Regions from separate parts of the Homo sapiens genome. Here all the other regions are linked to region 6. Evidence: chromatin loops called from intact Hi-C (ENCODE). Cell type or tissue: PC-9. All regions are shown on one strand. Region 1 has its middle 98 kb from the start of MIR11400. Region 2 has its middle 89 kb from the start of MIR11400. Region 3 has its middle 110 kb from the start of MIR11400. Region 4 has its middle 100 kb from the start of PRSS58. Region 5 has its middle 12 kb from the start of PRSS2. Region 6 has its middle 22 kb from the start of MIR11400. Region 7 has its middle 53 kb from the start of MIR11400.

Evidence for each region. Peaks named below come from ENCODE experiments on the same cell type or tissue, not always from the same donor. Only the 100,000 strongest peaks of a DNase experiment are listed, where the experiment ranks them.
Region 1: it touches region 6 in a loop (9-fold over the local background); 11 of 110 quality-filtered maps call a loop at or near these places.
Region 2: a loop joins it to region 6, with 4 times the contacts of the local background. A loop is called at or near these places in 13 of 110 quality-filtered maps.
Region 3: a loop joins it to region 6, with 2.3 times the contacts of the local background. A loop is called at or near these places in 3 of 110 quality-filtered maps.
Region 4: it touches region 6 in a loop (8-fold over the local background); 10 of 110 quality-filtered maps call a loop at or near these places.
Region 5: it touches region 6 in a loop (17-fold over the local background); 4 of 110 quality-filtered maps call a loop at or near these places.
Region 7: a loop joins it to region 6, with 8 times the contacts of the local background. A loop is called at or near these places in 10 of 110 quality-filtered maps.

The regions. Positions count from the first base shown.
Region 1 is chr7:142,374,533-142,378,532 of GRCh38, forward strand. It overlaps TRB. Among named protein-coding and RNA genes, the nearest start is that of MIR11400, 98 kb to the right of the region's middle. In PC-9, CTCF peaks have their summits at 1,549 (motif pointing right) and 1,754; a DNase peak (open chromatin) is centred at 1,269; H3K4me3 peaks cover 591 bases; H3K27ac peaks cover 2,718 bases.
Region 2 is chr7:142,383,574-142,387,573 of GRCh38, forward strand. It overlaps TRB, TRBV7-3 and the pseudogene TRBV8-2. Among named protein-coding and RNA genes, the nearest start is that of MIR11400, 89 kb to the right of the region's middle. In PC-9, CTCF peaks have their summits at 2,112 (motif pointing right) and 2,311; a DNase peak (open chromatin) is centred at 2,138.
Region 3 is chr7:142,585,724-142,589,723 of GRCh38, forward strand. It overlaps TRB and TRBV14. Among named protein-coding and RNA genes, the nearest start is that of MIR11400, 110 kb to the left of the region's middle. In PC-9, CTCF peaks have their summits at 2,033 (motif pointing left) and 2,234; a DNase peak (open chromatin) is centred at 2,068; H3K27ac peaks cover 338 bases.
Region 4 is chr7:142,356,023-142,360,022 of GRCh38, forward strand. It overlaps TRB and the pseudogene TRBV8-1. Among named protein-coding and RNA genes, the nearest start is that of PRSS58, 100 kb to the left of the region's middle. In PC-9, CTCF peaks have their summits at 2,047 (motif pointing right) and 2,263; a DNase peak (open chromatin) is centred at 2,139; H3K4me3 peaks cover 342 bases; H3K27ac peaks cover 647 bases.
Region 5 is chr7:142,781,139-142,785,138 of GRCh38, forward strand. It overlaps TRB. Among named protein-coding and RNA genes, the nearest start is that of PRSS2, 12 kb to the left of the region's middle. In PC-9, a CTCF peak has its summit at 2,348 (motif pointing left); a DNase peak (open chromatin) is centred at 2,383; H3K4me3 peaks cover 568 bases.
Region 6 is chr7:142,494,450-142,498,449 of GRCh38, forward strand. It overlaps TRB. Among named protein-coding and RNA genes, the nearest start is that of MIR11400, 22 kb to the left of the region's middle. In PC-9, CTCF peaks have their summits at 2,235 (motif pointing right), 2,438, 3,679 and 3,913; a DNase peak (open chromatin) is centred at 2,482; H3K4me3 peaks cover 398 bases; H3K27ac peaks cover 2,006 bases.
Region 7 is chr7:142,419,055-142,423,054 of GRCh38, forward strand. It overlaps TRB. Among named protein-coding and RNA genes, the nearest start is that of MIR11400, 53 kb to the right of the region's middle. In PC-9, CTCF peaks have their summits at 1,706 (motif pointing right) and 1,913 (motif pointing right); DNase peaks (open chromatin) are centred at 1,677 and 2,127; H3K27ac peaks cover 849 bases.

The DNA of each region.
Region 1 (4,000 bases), 120 kb before region 6:
TTTTGGAGCAAATAAAATTGTGTTGTAGTAATATTCATCCAGTCTCATGATCCTGAAAAAACAAATTATTCAGCATAACCACACTTTCCACAGCCACATTTTTAGAGATTTGATGAGACTGGAACATCATCAAAGATGCTTCTCAGAAATCAACCTAAAAAACTGAAATAAAAATTAGTTAAGCTCAGTAATGGAATCTTATCATCCTTTCTGAGTAAAAGATATTGTGTGTGCAGGAACAGAAAACCAAACACCACATGTTCTCATTCATAAGTGGGAGTTGAACAATGAGAACACATGGACATAGGGAGGGGAACATCACACACCGGGGCCTGTCGGGGGGTTGGGGGAAGGGGAGGGAGAGCATTAGGACAAATCCCTAATGCACGCGGGGCTTAAAGCCTAGATGACAGGTTGATGGGTACAGCAAACCACCGAGGCACATGTATACTTATGTAACAAACCTGCACGTTCTGCACATGTATCCCAGAACTTAAAGTAAAATAAAAAAAAAAAAACCCAAGATATTGTGTGTGTGTGTGTGTGTGTGTGTGTGTGTGTGTGTGTTTGTGTGTGTGTTTGTGTGTGTTTTCTGTGGAGACTCAGCCGCATGGAAATAGTTTCTCAGGGTGGCATTACTAAGAGGTGTTGGGTCATTGGCAGAGCTCCTAGGTACTTCTGGGTAAAGAAAGGAAATATCAGACCCAATTGAATCTGCCTAAGTTATATACAGCTCATAGGGTCGTTTATTTCAAGATTTTTTAAAATTCAGAAATAAATTTGTAAAATTGAAAAATCCTCTTTATAGAATGTGCTATCTAAAATCTGGGAATAATAAATCTAAATATAGGCCAGACGCGGTGGTTTACACCTGTAATCCCAGCACTTTGGGAGGCCGAGGCGGGTGGATCACGAGATCGAGAGATCGAGACCATCCTGGCCAACATGGTGAAACTCCGTCTCTACTAAAAATACAAAAATTAGCTGGGCATGGTGACAGGCACCTGTAGTCCCAGCTGCTCAGGAGGCTGAGGCAGGAGAATGGCTTGAACCCAGGAGGTGGAGGTTGCAGTGAGCTGAGATTGCGCCACTGCACTCCAGCCTGGGTGACAGAGCAAAACAGCGTCTCAAAAAAAAAAAAAAAAAAAAAAAAAAGTCTAAATACAAAGTGTGAAAAGGTGTGGCTCTGATTATTCAAAGGGAGCTCTGGAATGTCGTGTTTCCAGTCTGGATCTGCTTGATATCCTCACACTGTTTCACCCTGTGGCCTGTATAATTCTGGCTCCTCTCTTCCATCTTAGGATACTCATTGCAATGATGTAGCAGCAGTTTATTGTGCAATCAAGATGTGCCCTTTTGTTTTCACTGGCCAAGGGTGAATTTGAAGTTCCACCCTAAGTCAACCCTTCTGGGAAAGCAATAGAGAGTGTGTGTGTGAGAGGGTGTGGGTTGCAGGGGTTGGTGTAGGGGCATCTCTGCTCCTGACTTAGACAATGCTGAGCTCATCAGGTCAGAAGGTGTGAATCCATGAGACTGGAACTTTGGCCACTTGGAGGTGCTGTGGCTCCACAAAGCTGTGGGGAACCCTGGGGAGGGGTGGAGGGTGACCCAGGAGAGGACGGCTGAAGGGAATGCTTGGCTGCGTGCTGGCATCAGGAGGCGGTTGGAATTCAGAGTAGGTCCTGGGACTGCCCAGGGCAAGGTAGGCACACCAGGGACCTCAGTTTGCATCAAGGAGAGAATGTCTTTGCCTCTGCATGGGCAGTGGAGGGTGAAGAGGCTGGGGCAGCAAGGGCTGGGAGTCAGTGCCAAGAAAGTGACAGGGGTTGTCAGAGAAAAATAAGGTGGGATATGGGCATGTGGAGACTGTGTTCCACCTGCCCCACTTTTAATTTCAGGGTTGTGTAGGACAGGAATGGTGCAGGAAGCAGCAGAGCCTGGGGTCTGACAATGGGTAGAGCAGGCAGGGGTGGCCTGCAGGGAGAGTTACTGGGAAAGGCCGGTTTCCCAAGGAAATGCCTGAAACATTCCTGCCCCACTCAGGAAATGACCATGAGGTGGGTGCTGCCAGACAGAGGGGTTCAGGCCCTGCAGAGCTGACAGGCCTTTCCCAGGCACTCCCTGCTGCTTCTACATGTGATCTGCTTTAATGCCCACTGATATCAGGTAGGGTAAATATGATTTTACCTGTTTATACATATGGGGGAAGCAGCTGTCCCTGTTCTCATGTTTAGTAACCGGCTATAGTCAGTTCCTCCAACACCTCTGCACGCCGCCCTGCTCTGTACATGTGTCCTCTCCTCTGGCTTCCTCATTTCAGATCCCCGTTAGCAGGAGGGAAAGATCATGTCTCATATGTGGTCATTAAAACCTCTTCCCCGACAAGCCCAAGGAACTTCCAGGTCAAGCATCTACATTCATCCTTCACTGTAGGAAAGAAAAAGAAATAAAATTTTCTGCACTGTGGACTTTCTGTAACTGATGTAATATACCTTGAGGAAAATGAGCATAAATAGTTGCTATTCATTCATTAATTAATCTTATTCTTTTACTCAATAAACTTTTTGAGGATCCTTCTTTGTATAAGGTATTCTGTGACATAAAATTGAAAAGAAAAAATATTAAGTGGAAAAAATGTTTCTTGCTTTTTAGAGTGTTAAGGTTTGCATTTATTTTTTAAATTGTTTTCTTTATTAAAAATAGTTTACTGATTTCTAAATTATACAAATTTACTTTTTTCTCTTTCTTTGGCTAACTAGTCCCATTTTAGACAGCCATTTAATTTAACTGTGGTAGGAATATGTAATATGAAATATATCTTTTTAACAGATTTTTGTATGTACAATACGGTATTGTAATCTACGGGCAAAAGGTTGTACGGCAATCTCTAGATCTTATTCATCCTCCTTAACTGAAATTGTATACCATTGACAGCAACTCTCCATTTACTCCAATCCCCAGCCCTTGGAAATTACCTTCACCTTTGCTTCCGTTACTTCAATTATTTACGTTCCATCATATAAGCAGAATCATGTGGTATTTGCCTTTCTGTGCCTGGCTTATTCACTTAGTGTAATGTCCTGTGGGTTTATCCACATTGTCATATATGGCTGGATTTTCCTCTTTTTAAATGTTTAAAATACTTCTTTGTATGCATCTAACATGTTTAAGGTCTGAAGTATAAAATGTGTCATATCTGACTGTTTCTATGAAACAGTCTGTCACATGACTGGCAGTCATTTGCAGAACTGCAAGCACTGAGTACACTGATGCACATTCACAGTTCAATTCTGCTTCATGGAGAAGACTTAGAGAAAATATTAATCTAATCATTCATTATCATTTTATGATGCACAAAATAGAAAGCCTTCATTAGGAAAATTTCAATTAATTAGAAATTCAACTATACGAAAACATCTTAACGTGCAAAAGCTATTCTCATTTTACAGGTAGAGGAATTGGCCCATAGTTTAAATTACTTGACCAAATTAAGTAGGAATTAGGATGCAGTACTGGGGTTCTAACCCTGGTCTATCAAAGCCCTGTATTTTATAGCTATATACTATAATCTATTTCATAACAAATGATGCTTATCTTCACAAAAATTCAAATGTTATCTCCTAGGTCCCTTTCAGACCTGCTGGCTCTAATAACATCATAGACAGAAATCAGTTTACCCTGGGCGGGGGGGTGGGAAACAACTATGAATGGGTACCATGACATCAAGCCTGACTCCCATTCTAGCACCAGCTCCTCAAGACGTGAGGCCAGTTCTTGACAGATTTGGCTTAGTTTGTTTTCTGTTTTTTTGTTTTTGTTGTTGTTGTTGTTTGTTTGTTTTAATCTATGAAATGAGACTGCTACTGTCCATCTGCAGGGCTGTGTACAAAATTAAATAGCATAAAGTATCTAGCATGTAGCAGAAATCTAGATATTAGGTTGGTGCAAAACTAATTGAGGTTTTTGCCGTTACTTTTAGTTACTTTTAATGGTAAGAACT
Region 2 (4,000 bases), 110 kb before region 6:
ATAAATGTTTATATTATAATGAGATTGTGGAACATAAGTGACAAATAGATGATTCTAAAAGCTGTCAAAAAGAAAAGATAAATCTCTCCTAGTGGAATAGACTGAAAAAATCAATGAAAGAAAGAGGATCAGAAATAACCATTTAGTAGGAATTATAATCCCCATTCATTAAACACTGAGATGGAGGAAAATATATTTACAAGTGGAAAAATTAAAAAAAAAGACTATGAGTTTTCCAATAAGGTATCTTTTCTGAATTATAGTCAACAAAGGTGGGAAGTGGTCCCAGAAGAAAGGCATGAGGTGCAGCTTGTGAGGGAACCCATGTGTTGGGACAGCCCCGTTGGGCACGTGTGACTGGGGGATGGAGGAGGCTGGGGCATCAATGGGGATGGCATAGGGGACCCTGACTTGCAGGAAAGACAATGAGCTCATCCCTTGGTGCCTTGTGTTGGGGGCGCTGTTGGCACATCCTAGAGAACATGCCCAGCAGACAGAGGAGCGCCTGTGTGGTGAGGAGATAAACTCAGAAATGCAGCATGAGGCCTGTAGCTCCAGACAGCTCTAGAGCACAAAGTGAAGACCGATGCATTGATGTTGTTTAAAGGGAGCTAATAAATATCTAAAGCAGTCATCCAAGTGTGTTCTAATATAAATCCTGTGTTCCTGAGGTTGTGGGGATTGAGAGAGGAAGTGATGTCACTGTGGGTACTGTTCTGTGTCAGGACAAGGACGTCCCTCCTCCTCTGCTCCTGCTCACAGTGACCCTGATCTGGTAAAGCTCCCATCCTGCCCTGACTCTGTCATGGGCACCAGGCTCCTCTGCTGGGCAGCCCTGTGCCTCCTGGGGGCAGGTGAGTCCTCAGACACCAACCAGTCTCATTCTGTGTGTCTGTATGTGTGTGTGTGTGTGTGTGTGTGATGAGTACAACTGTTTTCCTCATCCTGTTCTCAACTTGTGTCTCCGCAGATCACACAGGTGCTGGAGTCTCCCAGACCCCCAGTAACAAGGTCACAGAGAAGGGAAAAGATGTAGAGCTCAGGTGTGATCCAATTTCAGGTCATACTGCCCTTTACTGGTACCGACAAAGCCTGGGGCAGGGCCCAGAGTTTCTAATTTACTTCCAAGGCACGGGTGCGGCAGATGACTCAGGGCTGCCCAAAGATCGGTTCTTTGCAGTCAGGCCTGAGGGATCCGTCTCTACTCTGAAGATCCAGCGCACAGAGCAGGGGGACTCAGCCGCGTATCTCCGTGCCAGCAGCTTAACCACAGCATGACACAATCGCCTCCTTCCTGCTCATAAACCTCCTCCTCTCTCTCCTTGCTTCCTTATGATACTATTTTGCACCAGGGGATCCTCATCTCACACCACTCCACTGCCTCTTCCAGAATCATTGCTTGCATGTCCGCTGCTCAGATCAGCAGATGTGCGTTGTATATGTTAATCATTTTCTGTGGAAGGCTCGTTGCTGGTCTTCATTATCCATCCTTATTTTCCACATTGGATACTGCTCCCTTCAAGATTACTTGTTGCCTACAAAAGATCCTACTTTTTACATTCAAATTTTACTTTTTATTAATACGTATTTGATGCCATCTTGAAGGCAATCTCATTATCATCCTAATCTTTTGCTAATCTTTATGTTTATGGTAACATTGATTGTTATTTTGGGGGACATGTATTTCATCTTTGGTAATGAAATGAAATAACTATGCACTTCAATTCCTGTATGTTCTGCCTACTTAAGAGTAAATCCAATTTTCTTCCATTCCTCCCATTCTATCCCACTCCCTTTATATGATAGTTTTAAGGGAGAAAATATTAATTAGACTCTAACTGCAGCTATGTGATAAGAGTTATTTAGAATGAGGGTGGGATATTAAGCTTTGAGTAAAGCAATAGTCAGGGTTAGAACTAGTGTTGGAATCAGGGTTTAGGGAAGTTGCTCATAAAACCTGCAGGATGACACTTCTAGAATAGTCTCTCACTCACTCTGCAGACACTTCCCAGCATCCCTTGGGCCATTGCAAAAGCAATGATGAAACTTCACGTATTGGCCACAAGATGGCACTGTGGTCCACTGGGATCTAAGGGACTCTGGGGAGAGCCTGGGAGAGCAGCCTAGGAAGGGAAGGGTTAAGAAAAATTAGGGCTGGAATCCAATATTATGCAGATGTTGCAGCAGTTTTCAGTCATTGCTAGGCTACCTACAGCTATGCAAGATGCAGGAAATACCTCTAATCTTTAATGAGATCCACAGTTGAAGAATTTTGGCCTGGCAGCCTTGGTGTCAAGCGCAGGTGCAAGCAGAGGAGCAACTGCCTCAAAGGAACGTGGGAAAGCTAGGGGCGGGCTGTGCCCTAAGCTCAGTATGTCTCTGCTGCACCCCATCTTCCCTGCAGACCTCGCCGGGCAACAGCCTTCATGAGAGGAGGTGGATCCTGCCTGAGACCAGTCAGAAGGCCCTGGACCAGCTGGACTCCGTAGGCATGGGGGGTGACACCACAGGCCCACCAGACTATTCCCTAGGGAGCAGCCTCCGAGCCCCAGCTCACAGTCCTGAGGATCACTGCACTTAGTTGGGCCAGCCCCTCCTCACTCTGACCCTACCATGAACCCCAAACTCTTCTGTGTGACCCTTTGTCTCCTGGGAGCAGATAAGTTCTGGAAACAGCTGCAAAACCCTGTCATGGGTTTGCAATGTCTGGGCTACAAGCCTTTTTTGTCCTTTCTTCTGCAGAGTCCCCCTATTTCTTAAGTCTTGTCTTCACTTTCTGTCTGCCTCTCCAGCAGGCTCTATTGATGCTGGGATCACCCAGATGCCAAGATATCACATTGTACAGAAGAAAGAGATGATCCTGGAATGTGCTCAGGTTAGGAACAGTGTTCTGATATCGACAAGACCCAAGACGGGGGCTGAAGCTTATCCACTATTCAGGCAGTGGTCACAGCAGGACCAAAGTTGATGTCACAGAGGGGTACTGTGTCTCTTGAAACAAGCTTGAGCATTTCCCCAATCCTGGCATCCACCAGCACCAGCCAGACCTATCTGTACCACTGTGGCAGCACATCCGCAGCCCTGCACAGCCAGCTGCCCTCTGCACAAAAAGGGCAGTCACAGGCTGGAGGTGGGCACTCCTTATGGAAGCCCGTGTCTCAACCAGAAGAAAAAGCTGCCCTTTCTGAAGCTCTTCCCAGACTTCCCAGCAATGGGATCTCATTCTATGTGTGCTCCTGCAGCATAAAACTTAGAGTGAGCTGGGTCTGTCACTGTAGTGCGGATGTGTAAATGCAAACAACGTAATGTTATTTTGCTCAATTTGGAATATTCTGGTAATTGTGCAAAGGAATGGTAGCTTCTAACAAGAAATTCATATTTCACTTTCTTTTCAGGAGAGAAGAAAAAAGCAGAAAGCAGCTGGGAAGCTTTAGCCTGCTTGAGTGATCTGGGATTCTCAGGTAGCATACATAACATCACCTTGGCTTTGGTTCCTTTAGATACCAAGCATGTGTTCTGTGGAGGACAAGAAAATCCATTTTTTTTGTTATAAAGTTATAAACACACAAGAGAACAATCCAGTTAGGGAGAATGTTAATAAATACAACAAACTCTGCCATTAGACCTGAAGATAATCAGCTAGTAGAATTATCAAAGAGATTGTAAGACTCTTACTGAGTACCTGTTTGAGGTCCTCTGAGGATAGATGAAGGAAGGAACTTAATTCTTACCATCACTGTGGCTTGGATTAGAATCCATGAGTTCCTTAACTTGTTTTTCTTGTAAAATATTATAAAATAATATAGAACACACATTTTATTTTCCTGTAGCCTGTAGTCCTCTTTAGCACCTAAAGGGAGAAGCGCATATCCCGGTGCAAAAGGGAGCTGGTTGCTTGCTTGGCAAAAAAATGAATTCACCAATTGGCCAATCTGCTGAAAGTCAAAATGAAAGGCTAATATATGAGACTGATGACAGTTCATGGTTCTTGGTATAACTT
Region 3 (4,000 bases), 91 kb after region 6:
GGCAAATATTGAGGCTCCATTGTGAAGAGAATGTCCATGTCAGATTTAAGTACAAAAGATTAAAGTTGATGCATTACTATTGCAGGAAAATGATACCTGTGAGAATTTCCAAAAGCCAGATTTTGTATTGTGTGGCTGGCTGAGTAATACCCCTCCCCACAAAGACATTCACATCCTAATCCCTGGGATCTGCCTCTGTTACCTTAGATGGTGAGAGTAGACTTTACAGATGTGATGAAGTTAAGGATCTGGAGATAAGGAGATTATTTTGGATTAGCCTGGTGGCCCTCAATGCAATTACATGTGTCCTTATAAGAGATAGCCAGGGGGAGATCAGACACAAATGGAGAAGAGAAGGCAATGTGACCACAGGAGAAGAGATTAGAGTGAGGTGAACACAAGCCAAGGAGTGAGGCAGCCACTAGAAACAGAGGCAAGGAACGAATCCTCTCCTATAGCCTCCAGGGGGAATACGGTCCTGATGACACCTGGATTTTGGTCCATTGATACTGATTTTGGACTTTTCCAGAACTGTGAGAATAAATCTCTGTCATTGTAAACCAGCAACTTTGTGGTAATTTTTATAGCAGCCACTCAAAATTAACACACTCCAATATGTCCAGTTAACCTGAGACTAGGCCAAGAAACTCATGTTCTTATAATATTTTCTGCAAACCTTGCTGTCATGTTTTTATCTGACACCCATCTCAAACTATAATGAAAGAAAATAATTTTGAGACTTCAATGTCCCCCTGTCTGGGGTGTGCCTTCCATAGTTCATTGGAAAAGTCTAGTCTCCTTTCAAGATTTTATTCCAGCAGTACCTCCTCTTGAAAGAATTTAAGGCATTGTTTTATGTTCTCAGTGCACATACTAAAAAGAAAAAGACAAAGACTCATGTCTACTTGATGTTTACATTTTTGCGGGGAGGGAGAGACAGAGATAAACAAATAAGTAAGGCATATAGTGTATTAGCAGGTGATACCTGCAATGCAGAAAAGAAAAGGCAGACTAAGGTGAGGGAGACCAGGACTGTCAGAGTAAGGAGCGTTGAAATGACAATACATTGTTCAGAGTAGGGCCCAATGAGGAAGTGACCTTTGAGCAAAGATTTCAAGGAGATGAAGGAAAGAGACATGTAGGTATCTGGGGGAAAAGAATTCCAGGCAGAGGGAGGAGCCAGTACAAATACCCTAAAAAAATATTTTAGGACCAATGAGGAGGCCCATATGACTGAAAAATTAAGGAAGGGAGTGGTAGGCTTTATTTCCAAGCGGTAATGGGGCAGGATGGATCATTTAAGACCTTGATGGCCTTAAGTGCTTTGTTGTTTTGTTTTCTTATTCCAAATAAAACTGGGAGCTAGTAGATGATTTGGAGATGAGTGACATGATCTAGCATGTTCTAGAGGGCTGAGTTTGAGAGCTAGTTCAGAAGTAGGTGAAAGCAGGGAGATCAGTTAGGAATCTATTGCAGTAATCCAGGAAAAAGATGATGGTGGCCTTGTCCTGAGGGTTAGCAAAGAAGGTGATGAAAAAATGGATGGATTCTGAGTGTATTTTCATGATAGAGCCAGTTGAATTTCCTAATGGATTGGCTATAGGGTGGGATAGAAAAAGAGGATTTGGGAACCACTCTAAGGTTTTCAGCTGGAAGGCTGTTGGTGGAGTAAAGTTGAGGATAATCTTTCATGTTTAGAGCATGCTGTTTGAGAGTGGTGGGGGGAAAATGTTGATTGGAGTGCATTAGAGAGATAATGGGAAAAGAGAATTTGGAGGTAAGTATTGATCATTAGCAATAGCAACAATAGCTACCGTAGATTAAAATGCCCCACAGTCTATGGGGATGTGATACATGAGGGAAGACAGGGCCAGATGGGATGAGGTAGGATCCAGACATCAGACTCAGGAGCTACGAGTGGTATATATAAGGTTAACACCTAGTCAAATGCATAAACAGGTTGATTTTAATTGATGTCAGTTTTTCTCCATTGCCCCCTCTAGAGGCAATCTTCTTCAGAGAACCCTGGCTAGGTCTTCTATGTTTCATGTCCGTAGAGGGAGCTCCTGAGACTGTGGACATTGGCTAATATGCTGATGTCACTGGAGGCCACATCTTACAGGGCCAAGAGACAGATTTGCTTTCCTTTTTCTCATGCTTGTAAGCTCCTTCATCTGGAAATGTGATTTACCTGGGTCCTGCCATGGTTTCCAGGCTTCTCAGTTTAGTGTCCCTTTGTCTCCTGGGAGCAAGTGAGTCTTCAGGTACTTAAATATCTGTGCTGTACCCTATCCCAGTCTATTCATGTCATGTATTCTGTTTTTGTCTCTTCCCACAGAGCACATAGAAGCTGGAGTTACTCAGTTCCCCAGCCACAGCGTAATAGAGAAGGGCCAGACTGTGACTCTGAGATGTGACCCAATTTCTGGACATGATAATCTTTATTGGTATCGACGTGTTATGGGAAAAGAAATAAAATTTCTGTTACATTTTGTGAAAGAGTCTAAACAGGATGAGTCCGGTATGCCCAACAATCGATTCTTAGCTGAAAGGACTGGAGGGACGTATTCTACTCTGAAGGTGCAGCCTGCAGAACTGGAGGATTCTGGAGTTTATTTCTGTGCCAGCAGCCAAGACACAGTGCTTCACAGTCGTGCCCTTGCTGTGCAAAACCATAGCCTTCTCCTCTCAACTCACAGCTGCCCAAAAGGAAGGCTTTCCCTGTGCCTTCTCCCCCAAGGGAGGGGAGATAAAGAACCAGAATTAACTCATGAAATACAAGAGTATTCCAAGAAGATTTGGGTGAAAATACTTGTGGTTTGGGGGATCTCTGAAGTTTTTTAAACAGAACTCAAACTATGTGTTTCTCATATTTATTTTTATTTTTTAAAGTGTATGTTGCCCTGGTTATAAAGCAGACTTCTTGCCTATCTTGCTGCTCTGAAAGGTTTGTGACTCTGACTGTGAGGCCACATCTTTATATCCCTTCTTATAGTAAGAGAAACAAGTCTTTCTGATGAAAATAAAAATAGTGAATAAAAATGCATTTACTACTGGCTTTTAGGATGCTCAATGATGATGCTAGCAATGGTGGTAGTGGTGACGTTGGTAATGGTGGTGATGAGTTTAGGTTGCTTTTGTCTAGCATTTATAAATTTCCAACCACTTTAAAACAATCTCATTTTAGAGTGGAATAGCTAAGTCCATTATCAGAGGTTAATGCTAATTTTCTGTTCACATAGGGTCTGAGTTTTTAATGTAAAAAATATAGTTAGCACTATAAATAGATATCTGTCAGCCGATACAGAACATTTTTTAAGATCACTTCCAGTTGCTGCAATAGGAATATGTATTCCTATTTTTTTTCTTTTTTCTTTTTCTTTTTTTGAGACGAAGTCTTGCTCTGTCGCCCAGGCTGGAGTGCAGTGGCAAAATCTCAGCTCACTGCAACTTCTGCCTCCTGGGTTTAAGCGATTCTCCTGCCTCAGCCTACCAAGTAGCTGGGATTACAGGTGCCTGCCACCATGCCTGGCTATTTGTTGTATTTTTAGTAGAGACGGGATTTCACCATGTTGGCCAGGCTGGTCTTGAACTCCTGACCTCAAGTGATCTGCCTGCCTCAGCCTCCCAAAGTGCTGGGTTTACAGGTGTGAGCTACTGTGCCCGGCCTTTTTTTCTTTTTGAGACAGGGTTTCATTCTGTCACCCCGGCTGGAGTGCCATGGCAGTGTGATCACGGCTCACTACAGCCTCGACTTCCTGGGCTCAAGCAGTCCTCCTGCCTCAGGCTCCCTAGTAGATGGGACTATAGGTGTGCATGACCACACCCAGCTAATTTTTGCATTTTTTGTAGGGACAGGTCTCACTATGTTGCCCAGGCTGGTCCTAAACTTCTTGGCTCAAGTGATCTTCCTGCCTTGGCCTCCCAAAATGCTGGGATTATAGGCATAAGACACCATGCCTGGCCTGGAATATGTAATTTTTAATGAGACCTAATGGTA
Region 4 (4,000 bases), 140 kb before region 6:
GGCAAGCAGCAGCTCTGGGCCGTGAACCACTTTAGAGTCAGACAATTCTTCAGTGGCACAGACACACCCTTGGGCATGGACTAATTTGCTTTGGAAACTAAGCAGTTCCACACCAGTCACCAATGACCTTGGATCTATTTCCAGCTGAGAGGTCAAAAAGATCACACTACCTAAATGTCCTCCTCTCCAATATATAGTACAGCCCCCGTCCATCTCAGTCCCTGGAGGTCATCCAGAGCTCCCAGAGAATCTCTGCTCTGGGGCAGAATCACCACGTCTCCTCCTCGCCAGCTCCCCACAGGCTCCAGCAAGGCTTTCCTGCCAGGTGCAGGGCATGGGTGTGGCTCTGCTGTCTCTCAGGTAGAGGGAGGCCATACGATGATGTTTGTATAAGAAGGATTGGGTTTCAGAGGTTCCTCTCAAATACTTGACATAATTTTATTTGCTTTTTGTTTCACTCTACAATGTCACCATTTAGGAGAGCAATTATTTTGGTTGCATTATTTATGGAACTTTGAAAGATTTTTGTGGTTAAATTAATTTAAGAAATCATTCCCATTGTGCATCTTTTCTGTTCAGATATAATCTGAGGCAGTGAAAGAAACAGCAATGATTCTGAAAGCAGTCACTTACATGCCCTCTGATAAAGGCATTGTTCAAGGTTCATTACTCACACCTAACTTTCAGTCTACTGGAAATGAAAGGCACAGAGTTGGGGGCCTGTGATCAAGCCACAAGAGAGGACTATACCAGCTACTCTGGGACTTCAGGGCACGAAGAGATGACCTCCCCTTTAGACTCTGCTCAACGACGAAGGAATGAGTTGGTCCATGGGAACCTGAGGAGCAGAAATTCCGGGAGCCTTTAACTGGGACGGAGCAAGGACTGTAGAGCAAGTCATTGGAAAGGGAAATGGTTCATCTGGTCTGTCACAGAAGATAGTGGATAGAAAGGTCATATAATCCCCAGTTCCCTGGCTGATTTGCTTCCTTATGATACTATTTTGCAGCAGCGTACCGTCATCTCACACCACTCCTCTACCTCTTCCAGAATCATCTCCTCCCTCTCTGCTGCTCAGATCAGCACATGTGCATTGCACAAGCTATTCTTTTACTGTAGCAGACCTTTTGCTGGTCTTAATTATATCCATCCTTATTTTCCCATTAGATACTGCTCCCTCCATGATTGCTTATTGCCTTGCAAGGGATCCTTTACCCCCCGCCCCCAGACAGAGTCTCACTCTGTCGCCCAGGCTGGAGTGCAGTGGCGCAATCTCGGCTCACTACAAGCTCTGCCTTCCGGGTTCACGCCATTCTCCTGCCTCAGCCTCCCGAGTAGCGAGTAGCTGGGACTACAGGCGCCCGCCACCACGCCCGGATGATTTTCTGTATTTTTTAGTATAGAGACGGGGTTTCACCGTGTTAGCCAGGATGGTCTCTATCTCCTGACCTCGTGATCCGCCCGCCTTGGCCTCCCAAAGTGCTGGGATTGCAGGCAGAAGCCACTACGCCTGACCAAGGGATCCTATTTTTTATATCCCAGTTTTACTTTTTATTAACACATATCTGACCCCATCTTGAAGGTAATCACATTATCTGCCTAGACTTTTGCTAATCTTTATTTTTATGGTACCATTGTCATTTGGGGGGACATATTTGTTTATCTTTGGTAATGGAAATGAAATTACGTTACACTTCACTTTCTGTGTTTTCTTCCTACTTTAGGGTAAATATTATTTCCTTCTATTCTTCCTATTCTATTCCTCTCTCTTTAGATAGTTTTAAGGGAGAAAATGTCAGTGAGACTGTAACTGCAGCTATGGGGTAAGAATTATTTAGAATGAGGGTGGGATATTAAGCTTGATAACTCAAAGGAACAGTCAGGGTTAAAACTAATGTTGGGATCGGGGTTCAGAGAAGTTGCTTGTAAAACCTGCAGGATGGCACTTCTGGAATAGTCTCCCGGCTCCCTCTGCAGACACTTCCCAGCATCCCTTGGGCCATTTCCCTTGCAAAAGCAATGATGAAATTTCACTTATTGGCCACAAGATGGCACTGTGGTCCACTGGGCTCTAAGAGACTCTGGGGAGAGCCTGGGAGAGCAGCCTAGGAAGGAAAGGGTTAAGAAAAATCAGGGCTGGCATCCAATATCATGCAGATGTTGCAGCAGTTTTCAGTTATTGCTAGACTACCTACAGTTATACAACATACAGGAAATACCTCTAATCTTTAATGAGATCCACAGTTGAAGAAGTTTGGCCTGGCAGCCTTGGTGTCAAGGGCAGGTGCAGACAGAGGAGCAACTATCTCAGAGGAAAATGGGAAAGTGAGGGGTGGGCTGTGGCTTAAGCCCAGTGCGTCTCTGCTGCACCCCATCTTCCCTGCAGCTCTCACCAGGCAACAGCCTCCATGAGAGTAGGTGGATCCTGCCTGAGCCCAGTCAGAATGCCCCAGACTAGGTGAACTCTGTAGGCATGGGGAGTAACACAACAGGCCCACCTTTCACACGTTTCCAAAGTCTAGGCTCCAAGCCTTTTTTTCCCCTTTCCTCTGCAGAGTCCTGCCACTTCTGAAGCCTTGTCCTCACTTTCTGCCTGCCTCTCCCACAGCCCCCATGGAGGCAGGGATCAGCCAGATACCAAGATATCACAGACACACAGGGAAAAAGATCATCCTGAAATTTGCTCAGATTAGGAACCATTATTCAGTGTTCTGTTATCAATAAGACCAAGAATAGGGGCTGAGGCTGATCCATTATTCAGGTAGTATTGGCAGCATGACCAAAGGCGGTGCCAAGGAAGGGTACAATGTCTCTGGAAACAAGCTCAAGCATTTTCCCTCAACCCTGGAGTCTACTAGCACCAGCCAGACCTCTGTACCTCTGTGGCAGTGCATCCGCAGCCCTGCACAGCCAGCTGCTCTCTGCACAAAAAAGGGCAGCCACAGGCTGGAGGTGGGCACTCCTTCCCAAGGCCTCTATCTCAACCAGGAGATAAAGATGCCTTTTTTGAAGCTCTTCTCAGATGTCCCAGCAATGGGCTCCCAGTCTGTGCATCCTCCTGCAGCAGGAACTTCAGTGTGAGCTGAGGTCCATCACTGTGATGTGGATGCACGAATGCAAACAACACTTAATGTTATTTTACTCAATTCAGAATATTCTGGCAGTTGCGTAAAATAGGAATAGTAGCTCCCAAAATGAAATTTGTGTCTCATTTTCTTTATGAGAGAAAAGAAAAAAAAACAGAAAGCAGCTGGGCAGCTTTAACCTGCTTGAGTGATCTGGGATTCTACAAGTCTACAAGTGGTACAAAGAACATCACCTTGGCCTGGATGCCAATGGATACCAAACACTACAAAAAGTATTGAAAACAATTTATAAAAGACCTAAATAAACAATCTACTTATAGGAAATGTTAGTAGATCCATCGCATAGTGCCATTATACCTGACGATGATCAACTAGTGAAATTATTATGTAGAGATTATCAGCTAAGCCTCTACTTATTACCTCTGAGCATAGAGCAGTGTTTGAGCCTTCTGAGGGTATCTTAAGGAAGGAACTTAATTCTTACCATTACTTTGGCTTGGATTAAAATCCATGAGCTTGTCGTTTTTATTGTAAAATATTACAGAATAATAATGATCAAACGTTTTATTTTCCTCTAGCGTTTATTCCTCTTTAGAACGTGCAGGTTGAAGCTCACACACATGAGCAGGGTTCCTTAAGATGAGATCCATTAACTCCAGGACTGGGAGGTACACAGCTGGCCTTCACAGGAAGTGCAAACCCCAAATGCAGTGACCCCTCCTGTGTCTACGCTGTGCCCAATACCCCTCTGTGAGGCTGCCATAAAGGCGGGCAGGCTCCTTGCTTGGCAAAAAAATCAGTTCACCAATTGGCCACTTTGCTGAAGACCAGAATAAAAGGCTAAATTGTGAGAATGATGAATGCCCAATTCCCAAATTGTGAAATGTGTAACAGTTCACGATTCTTGGAATAAT
Region 5 (4,000 bases), 290 kb after region 6:
CGAGTCAGATCTCCTGGGACAGGGCCCAACAAACAGCATATTTTTTTATTTGAGATAGGGTCTTGCTCTGTTGCCCAGGCTGAAGTGCAATGGCATGATCACTGCTCACTGCAGCCTTGACCTCCCAAGCTCAAGTGATCCTCCCACCTCAGCCTCCCAAGTAGCTAGGACCACAGGCGCACACCACAAACCCAGCTAATATTATTATTATTTGTAGAGATGGCAACCTCATATGTCGCTCAGGCTGGTCTCAAACTCCTAGGCTAAAGTGATCGCCTGCCCCTTTGCCTCCCAAGGTGCTGGGATTACAGGCGTGAGCCACCACACCCAGACAGCAACCTGCATTTTAACATATCTTCCAGGTCTTCTGATGCCCGCTGAAAACTTGAGATTGGATACGGTAATGACATCCTTAGGCCAGTATTGAAACCGCCATTGCAAAATTGTAACTGAGACAGTGAAACAGATCTGACCCAACCAACTCTATCTTGCGGTTTTTTTTGTTTTTGGTTTTGTTTTTTTTTTTTTTTTTTGGAGCCGGAGTCTCAATCTGTTGCCAGGCTGGAGTGCAGTGGCTCGATCTTGGCTCACTGCTACCTCCACCTCCCAGGTTCAAGTGATTCCCCTGCCTCAGCCTCCCCAGTAGCTGGAACTACAGGTGCACACCACCATGCCTGGCTAATTTTTTGTATTTTAGTAGAGGCGGGGTTTCACCATGTTGGCCGGGCTGGTCTCAAACTCCTGACCTCATGATCCACCTGCCTCTGCCTACCAAAGTACTGGGATTATGGGCGTGAACAACCGCGCCTGGCCTCCATCTTGCTTTTAACCTCCAAGCTGTCCTTATTCCTTCCCCAGCATAGGCTGAACTAACTTTGGGAAGAACTTAGTTTCTAGTTTGAAACAAAGACGGTAACAGTCCTTGCCCAAAACAAACCTCCTTTTTGCCTGGAGACTAGACTGTCTTATAGGACTAACAAATTTGCCAAAAGATTAGAAATTATGGTTTAGGAGTCACGTAGCTGGAGTCTGCAAGATTCCAAACCTCCCCAAATTGCTCCTGGGGATAACGTCACTATTGTAAAACCTAAGATCAGTGCTTGAGATATTTTAAAGACCCTGCACTTGATGCATCAGCTGGCACAACGCAGATCGATAAACTAGTTCATCTGATCTTGTGGCCCCCACTCAGGAACCGACTCAGCACAAGAAAGCAGCTGGGGTTTCATCTCCAACCCAACGGATCAGCACTCCCGACTCACTGCTTTCCCCTCCGCCCACCAAATTATCCTCTAAAACTCGGATCCTCGAATTCCCGGGGAGACGGCAAGATTTGATTTGAGTAATAGTAAAACTCCAGTCTCCCACACAGTCTGCTCTGGGTGAATTACTCTTTCTCTATGTCAATTCCCCTGTCTTGATAAATCGGTTCTGTCTATACAGCAGGCAAGGTGAACCTATTGGGCAGTTACGATATCTCTCTGAAAACAAGTCACTATTTTTTGTTTGTTTTTGTTTTTGTTTTGTTTTTGAGACAGAGTCTCTCTCTGTCGCCAGGCTGGAGTGCAATGGTGCGATCTCGGCTCACTGCAACCTCCGCCTCCCGGGTTCAAGCTATTCTCCTGCCTCAGCCTCCCAAGTAGCTGGGATTACAGGCAAGCGCCACCACGCCCGGCTAATTTTTTGTATTTTTAGTAGAGACAGGGTTTCACCATGTTAGCCAGGCTGGTCTCGAACTCCTGACCTCAGGTGATCCACCCGCGTCCGCCTCCCAAAGTGCTGGGATTACAGACGTGAGCCACCGCGCCCGGCTTCAGTCACTAACATTTTTACTGACTCTTCTGGCACCATGATTAACCCCGACACGCACTATCGCATGCAATTCTCACAACCCCATGAGGTAGGTATTATTATTGCTCCTAGCTTACAGATAAAGAGACAGAGTTTAAGAGGTTTAGCCACGCTACGGGGCTGCTGGGAGCCCGGCAGTCTGGCCACAGGAGGTCGGTTTCACGGAAGGGCAGGATGTGGCGGCATCTCCTGAATTTAAGGAGTCTTGGGGGCGCGGTGCTTCTCTGTCATTGGGCAACTCATTTTAGCCTCTTGGGGTTTCAGTTCCTCAACTGAGAACAAGGAATTTAGGTTGAAATGAACATGCTGGAAAGCTTTCAAGAATTGCACACGTGAAATGCTCTTTGCGTGTCTCCCGGTCTCCCACCCGCCCCCGACACAGAGGCGCAGGAGTAACCCTGCTCCCTTCCGCGTCCTCGCCCCACCACGAGCTGCGCATTCTTCTCGCCCCCTCAAGTGGCCGAGCTCAGATTGCAGTTACTTAGGTCTAAAAAAATAAGGAAAGGCTGCCCCCTGCTGCCCACATGGATGCATGACCCCAACCTGATACCTGCCTAACTGGTCTTCCTAGCTTTTATGGAAAAAACGCTGCATATGAGCTTGGGCATACCGTCCAGAGAGGCAAAACTGGGACAAACTCCATCGGAATTCTAAAAAACCATGATGCCAAGACAGAGTGGCATTATTATTTATAAGGCCAGTAGGGATGAGGGCCCCCACTAGGTGATTAAAAGACACTAACTTAGAGGATGAATTATTGATAAGTAAACGAGGTGAGTAAGGCAGGAAAACATGCAGAAATAGATCAAAATAAACTGAATATTTCAATTAGGAAAGGTACTGGCAAGAGGCTTTGACACAATCCAATGGATGAAAGCAATCAACTTTTTTTTTTTTTTTTTTTTGACAGAGTCTCACTCTGTCGCCCAGGCTGGAGTGCAGTGACTCAATCTCGGCTCACTGCAACCTCCACCTCATGGGTTCAAGCGATTCTCCTCCCTCAGCCTCCCGAGTAGCTGGGACTACAGGCGCACACCACCATGCCCGGCTAATTTTTTTGTATTTTTAGTAGAGACAGGGTTTCACCGTGTTAGCCAGGATGGTCTCGAACTCCTGACCTCATGATTCGCCCTCCTCGGCCTCCCAAAGTGCTGAGATTACAGGCGTGAGCCACTGCACCTGGCTGCAATCAACTTTTTATGCAGGCATTTGGTAGCATGTTGCGAGGTCCATCACTATTAATGCCGTGAATATACCAAATCCTCTTTTTCTTTCTTCCCTAAGTTCTAAGGGCCATGCCCTGGCACCAAACTTATGGCAGTCCTAGACTACCCTCTGATGTTCACCATGGCTTACCTCTGCCCTGTTCTAGTTGGGGACAAGCTGTGGGTCCCAAGCCTGGCATTGTAACAGAAACGCCCAGGGTAATTTTCTGTTTGTTTATTTAAATAAATAAATAAGTAAACTCAGTCTTGGAGATTTTAACTCAATAGGTCATGAAGACTACTCAGAAATCTACATTTTTCACAGTTGTCCAAGTGATTAAGTCCTCACTGAGCAAATTCAGGACAAGGAAACAACTTCTTACATAAATTCTACATAACTTCATACATAACTTCACACATAAACTTCTTTGGCAAAAAAAATGACTTTGTAAATTAAACAAGTAGGTTTTTAAAGTAGCATATTTTATTTAAAGCCAAATTTTCTTGATTTTTAAAATTAACTTAAGTTTGACTTTCAATAGACAATAGAGCTATATGACTCTAAAATGGAAACAACCCAGTAACGTTGACACTGGGAAATGTAACTTTTACTTCCGCTCTGTTTCTGTCTACTCCACCCATTCTTTCTTTTCTTTTTTTTTTTTTTTTTTTTTTTTTTTGTTTTGATAGAGTCTCACCGTGTCGCCCAGGCTGGAGTACAGTGGCGTGATCTTGGCTCACTGGAACCTCCGCCTCCTGGGTTCAAGTGATTCTTCTACCTCAGCAGCCTCTCAAGTAGCTGGGATTATAGTCACCTGCCACCACGCCCAGCTAATTTTTTTTTTTTTTTTTTTTTGTACTTTCAGTGAAGATGGGGTTTTGCTGTGTTGGTCAGGCTGGTCTCGAACTCCTGGCCTCAGGTGATCTGCCTGCCTTGGCCTTCC
Region 6 (4,000 bases):
AGTGTGTTGAGCAGGAAGCATTGAAGAACTTTGAAAGCTTTGCTCTTGAGTCTAGGGATGTGCTGGAGCCAGCTTGAATGACTCAGAAGAACCAAATAGGCATACTACTCTTCCCAGCTCCCCTTTCAGTGAAGCCATGTTGGCTGCTTGAAGTCTGTCATGGTGGGTATGCTGGTACACCACAAATTGGGAAATGCTACCAGCCATGCCCCCACCTTCACAGACACCCAGTATAGCAGCATATCCCTGGGGTATTTTCTGATGTCCCTGTTATGCCATTTCTTGTGGGGCCAAAAGGGCTCAGAATTCACCTCCCCTCTACTCCTGCTCTGAGAAGCCATCATCTAAGTGGGCCTCAATTGTACCTATTTCTATTCGACCTCTAAATTCTCTTGCTCTGTAGCTCTGTGTCTCCTACAAGCATGCCAGTCTGGAACATGACAACTATTTTGAATGTAACTAAAGGTATCACTGAACCAGTTCATTATTTGCAAATTATCTTTCCTTGCATGGAATATTCAGATGCTGGAGTCATTGGGAACAGAGATGGCCAAGCAGCAACTCTGGGTTGTGAACCACATACAGCCCCGCTATTCTTCTATGTCACCGACAGACCCTGAAACAAGGACTATTTTGCTTTGGAGACTAAGCAGCTCCCCACCAGTCAGGAATGACTCTGCTTTTACTTTAGGCTGAGAGGTCAGAAGGATCATGCCCTCAGTATTCTCCTCTCCAAGACAGAGTGTGGCCACTCTCCATCTCAGTCCCTGGAAGTTGTCCAGAGTTCCCTGAGAATCCCTGCTCTGGGACAGAATCACCAAGGCTCATCCTCACCAGCTCCCAACAGGCTCCAGCAGGGCTTTCCTGCCAGGTGCAGGGCACAGGAATGGCTCTGCCTGTCTCTTAGTTAGAGGGAGGCCATGCAATGATGTTTGTATAAGAGGGACTGGGATTCTGGGTCTCCATTAAAGTATTTGATAACATTTTCTTTGTTTTTGTTTTATTTGGCCATCTCACCAATTAGGACAGCAATCCCTTTACAGTTATATTGTTCTTGGCACTTGGGAAGGTTTTTGTGGTTAAGTCACATTAAGAAATTGTGCCTTTTTTTCCTGTTCAGATATAACCCAAGGCAGTGAAAGAAACAACAATAATTTTGAAAGCAGTTACTTATGCATCCTATGATAAAGGTGTTAAGTTTCATTGCCCACATCTAACTTTCAGTCTAGTGGAAATGAAAAGTCACAGTTAGGGGGCATGTGAGCATGCCCTGAGAGAGGCCGATGCCAATTGAGAAGTCTGTGCCAATCCCCAATACTGTGAGATTGAAGGGGAGGGAGAGATGACCTCTCTTTCAGACCATGCTCAACAAGGAGGGAGAGGGATTTTCATCCATGGGAAGCTGAGGAGGAGCAAATCCCAGGGTCCTCTAACTCAGGGTGCGGGAACAAATCCTTGGAGAGGAAAATGGTCCAGTTCAGCTGTCACAGGAGACAGGAGAAAGCACAGTTATCTAATCCACAGTCCCCTGGCTGATTTGCTTCCTTATGATGCTATTTTGTACCAGCATGTCCTCATCTCCCGCTGCTCCTCTGCCTGTTTCAGAATCATCTCTTCCGTGTTTGGTGCTCAGATCAGTGGATGTGCATTGTACAAGCTGATCATTTCCTGTAGCAGCCCCTTTGCTAGTCTTAGCTATATCCATCCTTAGTTTCTACATTAGGTACTGCTCCCTCCACCATTGCTTATTGCCTTGTAAGAGGTTTCATTTTATATATTTCAATTTTACTTTTTATTAATAGACATTTGACTTCATCTTTTGCTGATCTATACTTTTGGGGTAACATTGTCATTTTAGGAGGATGTGTTTGTTTATCTTTAGTGATTCACATTAAATAATCTCTTTATACCTCAACGTCTGTGTTTTCTTACTATTTAAAACCAAATATTATTTTCTTTCATTCCTCTCCTTCTATTCCTCTTTCTTTAGATGGTAGTTTAAGGGAGAAAAAGTTAAACTATAACTGGAGATATTTGTTAAGAGTTTTTCAGAATGACGGTGGGATATTAAGATTTTGGTAACTGAAAGCAATAGTCAGGGTTAGAACTAGTGTTGGTATGATGATTTAGGGAAGCTGCTCATAACACCTGCGGGACGGCACTTGTGGAATATTCTGCCGGCTCACTCAGCAGACACTTCCCAGCGGAAGAAATAATGATGAAACTTCACTTATTGGCCACAAGATGGCACTATGGTCCACTGGGCTCTGGGGAGTCTGGGCGAGCAGTCTAGGAGGGAAAGGGTTAAGAAAAATTAGGGCTTGGATCCCATATTATGCAGATGTTGCAGCAGTTTTCAGTTATTGCTAGGCTACCTACAGCTATGCAAGAGGCGGGAAGTCCCTGTAATCTTTAGTGACATCTACAGTTGAAGAATTTTTGCCTTCGTATCAGGGGCGGGTGCAGAGGAGCAAATGCCTCAGAGGAACATTGGAAATTGTCTGACCAGGCAACAGCTTTAACCTGCTTGAGTGATCTGGGATTCTGCAAGTTCATAAGTCTTACTGATAACATCACCTTGGCTGAGATTCCATTGGACACCAAGTATGTGTTCTCTGGAGGGCAAAAAATATTGAGAAGTTCTAAAACACCTAAGTAAACAGACTACTGAAGGAAAATGTTAGTAGACACATCAAACTGTGCTGTTAGAGCTGAATATAATTGACTAGAAGAATTATCAAAAATAGACTATAAATAAGTCACTACTAAAGTATTTGTGGGCATAGAACAGTGTTTGAGTCTTCTCAGGGTAGATTAAGGAAGAAATTCAGCTATTATCCTCATGACCTTGGCTTGGATGAAAATGCATGGACTCCTCAATTTATTTTCTTGTAAAATGTTACAGAATAATATTGAGCAAACATTTTATTTTTCTCCAGCCTCTATCCCTCTTTAGCACTTACAGGTAGAGCAGACACCTAGACGCAAGGTTTTTTAGTTGGGATCCATTAACTGCAGGACTGGAGATCCACAGCTGGGCTTTACAGGGATTGCAAACCCCACATGCAGGGAACCCCGTGTGTCTGCGCTGTGCCCAACTCCCCTCTGTGAGGCTGCCAAAGGCGGAGGGCCGGGTGTCCCAGGACCCCACTCACAAAGAGGGGAGCAGGCTGCTTGCTGGGCAAAAAAATCACTTCACCAATTGGCCAATCTGTTGAAAGCCAAAAAGAAATGAAAGTCTCAATTGTGAGACTGATGAATGCCCAATTTCCCAAGTTATGAAACGGATAGCAGCTCATGGTTCTCAGAATGATTTCAACAGCATATGAAGATATTTTTAGAGAGCTTTTGTTTGTCTACAGCTTTCCTTGATATTGATCCTCACTTGTTTTTCAGCCCACTCATCACTTGAGCTTATTTTGTGGCCAAATTTCAATGTTGTCTATTTCAGTCACTGAGCACTTCTCACATTCTCCAAATCTTACACAGCTATGTGTGTTCCTGTCTTTTCTTCTTTTTGTGTGATTCATTTTTAAATTGGGCTGTGCAGAATACAAGCATACATTTGTAAATGACTCCCATCTTTTATGCAATTTAGCTGTTTAATTTTTAGTAATACTTTTTATTAAGGTATAATTAATAGAGAGTAAAACACAAATATTAATAGAAGGACATCCTGGTACATTTTGACAAATGCATACGCCAGTGCAATAGTAACTGAAATGATTATAAAAAAAATTTCCGTCACTCAAGAAAGTGTCATCATGCTCCTTTCTAATCAATTTCTATCCCAGGGATAAAAACTTTTCTATGTGTATCACTGTTGAGTAGCTTTGTCTATTCTTGAGCTTCATATAATGGAATCATATTTTTATTGAATTGTTTTTCTCCAAAATTAGTATTTCTGAAGTATATTCATATCGTTGTATCAGTAGGTCATTCTTATGACTAATATTCCATTGCATAAATATACTACAACTTGTTTATCCATGCTCCTGTT
Region 7 (4,000 bases), 75 kb before region 6:
TTAGAAGGCTTATGTAATGATCAGGCTAGCTTTGATGAAGGAATTTGGGACTCAGGGTGAGAAGACAAGATAAGTTAGTAGACAATAAAATGAGTTGATTTATTCTGTAGTAGTTGGGAACTTGTTTAAAAAAATGGAGAAAGAAATTGTTGAAAACCCTAACTCCCTCAAGAGGTCTGGGAATCCTGTAGCTTACATGGAATAGAAACTGAAAGGGAATCGCTTGAACCCAGGAGGCGGAGGTTGCGGTGAGCAGAGAACATGCCATTCCACTCCAGCTTGGGTGACAAGAGCGAAACTACATCTCAAAAAAAAAGCATGATCAAATTTGAATCATAGCCAAATCTTACAAAAATTTTATGTGAAATATTTAATTTTGCCAAAAAAAAAATTGATGCAATGACCTCTACCCTTGTTCACCTTTTTTTATCTTCACTATGTCACAGAGAGTTTGGCACATAATAGATGATAAGTAAATTTATTTTGACTCTATTGAGTAAATGACAATAATATTTCACATTCTCTCAATATAATAGTTGAATTCTATGTGTACTTTCTTACTTAGCAGAGTTTCACTTCAAAAGGGGCTTCGTCCTCCACATGAAATACAACAGAGAGTCATTATGGCTAGTCTCAATTTTCCATACAACTTCTGCAATATTCCAAGCAAATGTGTTTCCCCAGTCAGGATTAATGACCAATGTTACACAGTATCCTAACCACATCTAAAGCTGGAATTTGCAAACATCCTTTTGGAACAAAGAAATTTATGTTATAATAGTATTTATCCAGTCTCATGATCTGGTAAAATAAATTCTTCACCACAACCACATTTTCCCAAAACCACATTTTTTGAGGCTGGAAACATCATCATCTCAGAAAGCACCCTAAAACACTGTAAGAAAAATTCACCGTGCTCGGTAATAGAATCTTATCATCCTTGCAATAAGAAGATACCGTGTGTATGAGTGCGAGTGTGAGAGTGTGCATGTGTTTATATGTGTGAGTGTGTACACGTGTGTGTGTGCATTTTCTCATGGAGACTCATCCACATGAAAATAGTTTCTCTTTGGATTTCATTACTAAGAGGCACTGGGTGATTGGTGGAGCTCATAGGCAGTTCTGGGGAGTGACAGGAAATGTCAGACCACTCAATCTGCCTAAGTTATAGCTGATAGGGTTGTTTATTTCAAGACTTTCTATAAATTAAGAATTAAATATGAAAAAGCCCAGAGACCTCCATTATAAAATGCACTATCTAAAATTCTGTAAATAATCCAAGTACAAAATATGAAGAGATATGTGTCTGATCAATCAAAAGGAGACATGGAATATCGCGTTTCCAGGCTGGATCTGTTTGATCTCTTCAAGCTGTTTTACTTTATGCCCTGTGTTATTCAGGGTTCTCTCTTTCATCTTATCATATGAATTGCAATTATGTAACATTTATCAGCAATCAAAATATTGGTTAATGCACCCTTTTGTCTCCACTGGCTAAGGGTGGATTTGAAGATCAACCCTAAATTGGCCTGCTTGGGAAAGCATTGAGGTTGTGTGTGTGAGAGGGTAGGGTTTGTAGGAGCGGAGATGCGGGAATCCCTGTTCCTGATTTGGACAATCTTGAGCACATCAGTTCAGAAAGTGTGAATCCATGAGACTCTGGACAGTTGGCCACGTGGAGGCACTGTGGCTTCACAATGCAGTGGGGAACCTTGGAGAGCGGTGGGAGGGTGACCCAGGAGAGGAGGGCTGAAGGGAAGCCTGGTTGTCTGCTGGCATCAGCAGGGCAATCTGAGTTCAGAGTGGATCCTGAGTTAAATACTGCCAGAGAAGGGTAGGGGTGCCAAAGGCCTCAATTTGCCCCAAGGAAAAAGTGTCTCTGTGTCTGTATGGACAGTGGAGGGTGCTGAGGCTGGGGTGTCAAGGGCTGGGGAATGCTTCTCAGGACAGGGACAGGGTGGGCAGGCATAGGAAAATAGGGGTTGTTGTGAGCATGTGGGCACTGTGCTGCACCTGCCCCACCTTTCGTTTAGGGGCCCTGCAGACCAGGAATGGAACATGGAATAGCAGAGCCTGAGGCCTGCCTAAGTATGCAGTGAGCTCACAGTGTCCTGCAGGGCCAGTAACTGGAAAGGCCAGTTTCCTATGGAAATGCCAGAAATATTCCTGCCCTGACTGAGGTTCAGGATCTGGTGGCAGCCTTTCCCAGGCACTCTCTGCTGCTTCTTTTTTTTTTTTTTTGAGGGCATCTTGCTTTGCTCTGTCACCAAGGCTGGAGTACAGTGGCTTGATCTCAGCTCACTGCAGCCTCTGCCTCCTGGGTTCAAATGATTCTCCTGTCTCGGCCTCCTAAGTAGCTGGGATTACAGGCACCCACCACAACGCCTGGCTAATTTTTTGTATTTTTAATAAAGATGGGGTTTCGCCATGTTGGCCAGGCTGGTCTCAAACTCTTGACTTCAAACAATCTGCCTGCCTCGGCCTCCCAAAGTGCTGGGATTACAAGTGTGAGCCACTGTGCCCGGCCCCTCTGCTGCTTCTTTATGTGACCTGTTTTAATTCTGACAGAAATCATTCAAAATAAGTATTATCTTACCTGTTTATACATTTGACTGAAGCAGCTTTCCTGGGTCTCACATACGCTTAGATGGAAGAAACCAGACCTGGCATTGGATAGATCAGTAGTAGTGTGACAGTAGTTAACATCAGCCAATTATGCGTTTCAAAATAGTGAGAAGAGAATAATTCAAATGTTCCTAGTCTAAAGAAAAGATAAATATTTAAGATAATGCCTATCCCAATGACCATGATTTGATTATACAAATGTATCAATGATCATATCTACCTAAAAAATATGTACATCTAATATACATCAATAAATAGTGAATTAAAAAAAAGATAACTGGCTGAAGCCTGTTCCTCCAACACCTCTATCCACTGTTCCCACTCTGTAGATTTGTCCTCTCACCTGGCCTTCCGTTTCCAGGTCCCCATTAGCAGGAGGGGAAGATTATGCCACATATGTGATCATTATAGCCTCTCCACTGACAAGTCCAAGGAGGATATGACTTCCAGGCAAAACATCTTTTCATCTTTCATTGTGACAAAAATCAAGGTTCAGTTTTCTCCACTATAGCAGTTCTATGGGTGAGGCCATGTGATTGCTTTTATGGAGGCTGTGTGAGGAGGGAGGTTTCTCAGCTGCACAGCAAGGAAATAAGATGTTGTTTAAGGAAAGCACAGTCTTCCAGTACCTGATGCAATTTACCATGAGGGAAAAGACACAAATAATTGCTATTCATTAGTTAATTTTATTATTTTTTAATAAGACACAAAGTCATCTAAAATGCAAAGATAGTAGTCTGATAATTAGGTAAAACTAACATAAATGGTTGTGTCTTAAGGGAAAGTAAAAATGTTGCCCCTTACAGCACTTCCTGGTTGATACTGAGTCTGATATGCAAGAAGGTGTGATGCTCCCAGAAAGCTGTGAATTCAGAGCAATCAGCAATCCCACAAAAGAGCTGATAGAAGAATGGGCGGTTTTATTAGAAAGAAGAGGAGCCTCTAGTGCCTTCCACGACATCCTCACTGCCCACCTCTGATTTCAGGCTTGCTGTAGTGGACAGTTGTGTGCAAGTCCCCATTCGCCTCGATCTGGCAGTGCCCTTCCACAGGTGCATGCTGGGAGTCTCTCTGCTTCTTCCCCAGGGCTGTTCCATGATATTATCTGAGCCCACCTGGCCTGTACTCAAAGACAGCCAGAGCTCCTGATGCCCCTGCTGAGACAGAGGACTAATGCTCCAGCCTGCCCATTCATGCAGAAACTTCAGACAGCATTCTGTGTGCTCCTGAGAGGCCCTGATGGATTCCATCTCCTATTGCTCCAACACAAACTCTTTTGTTGTTTGTGCACTTTTATCCTGGCTTCTTCCTTCCCTATTTTATGTTTCGTTCCTACTTCTTCTTCCTGGAATCATTTCCCGAATAAGCTACATGC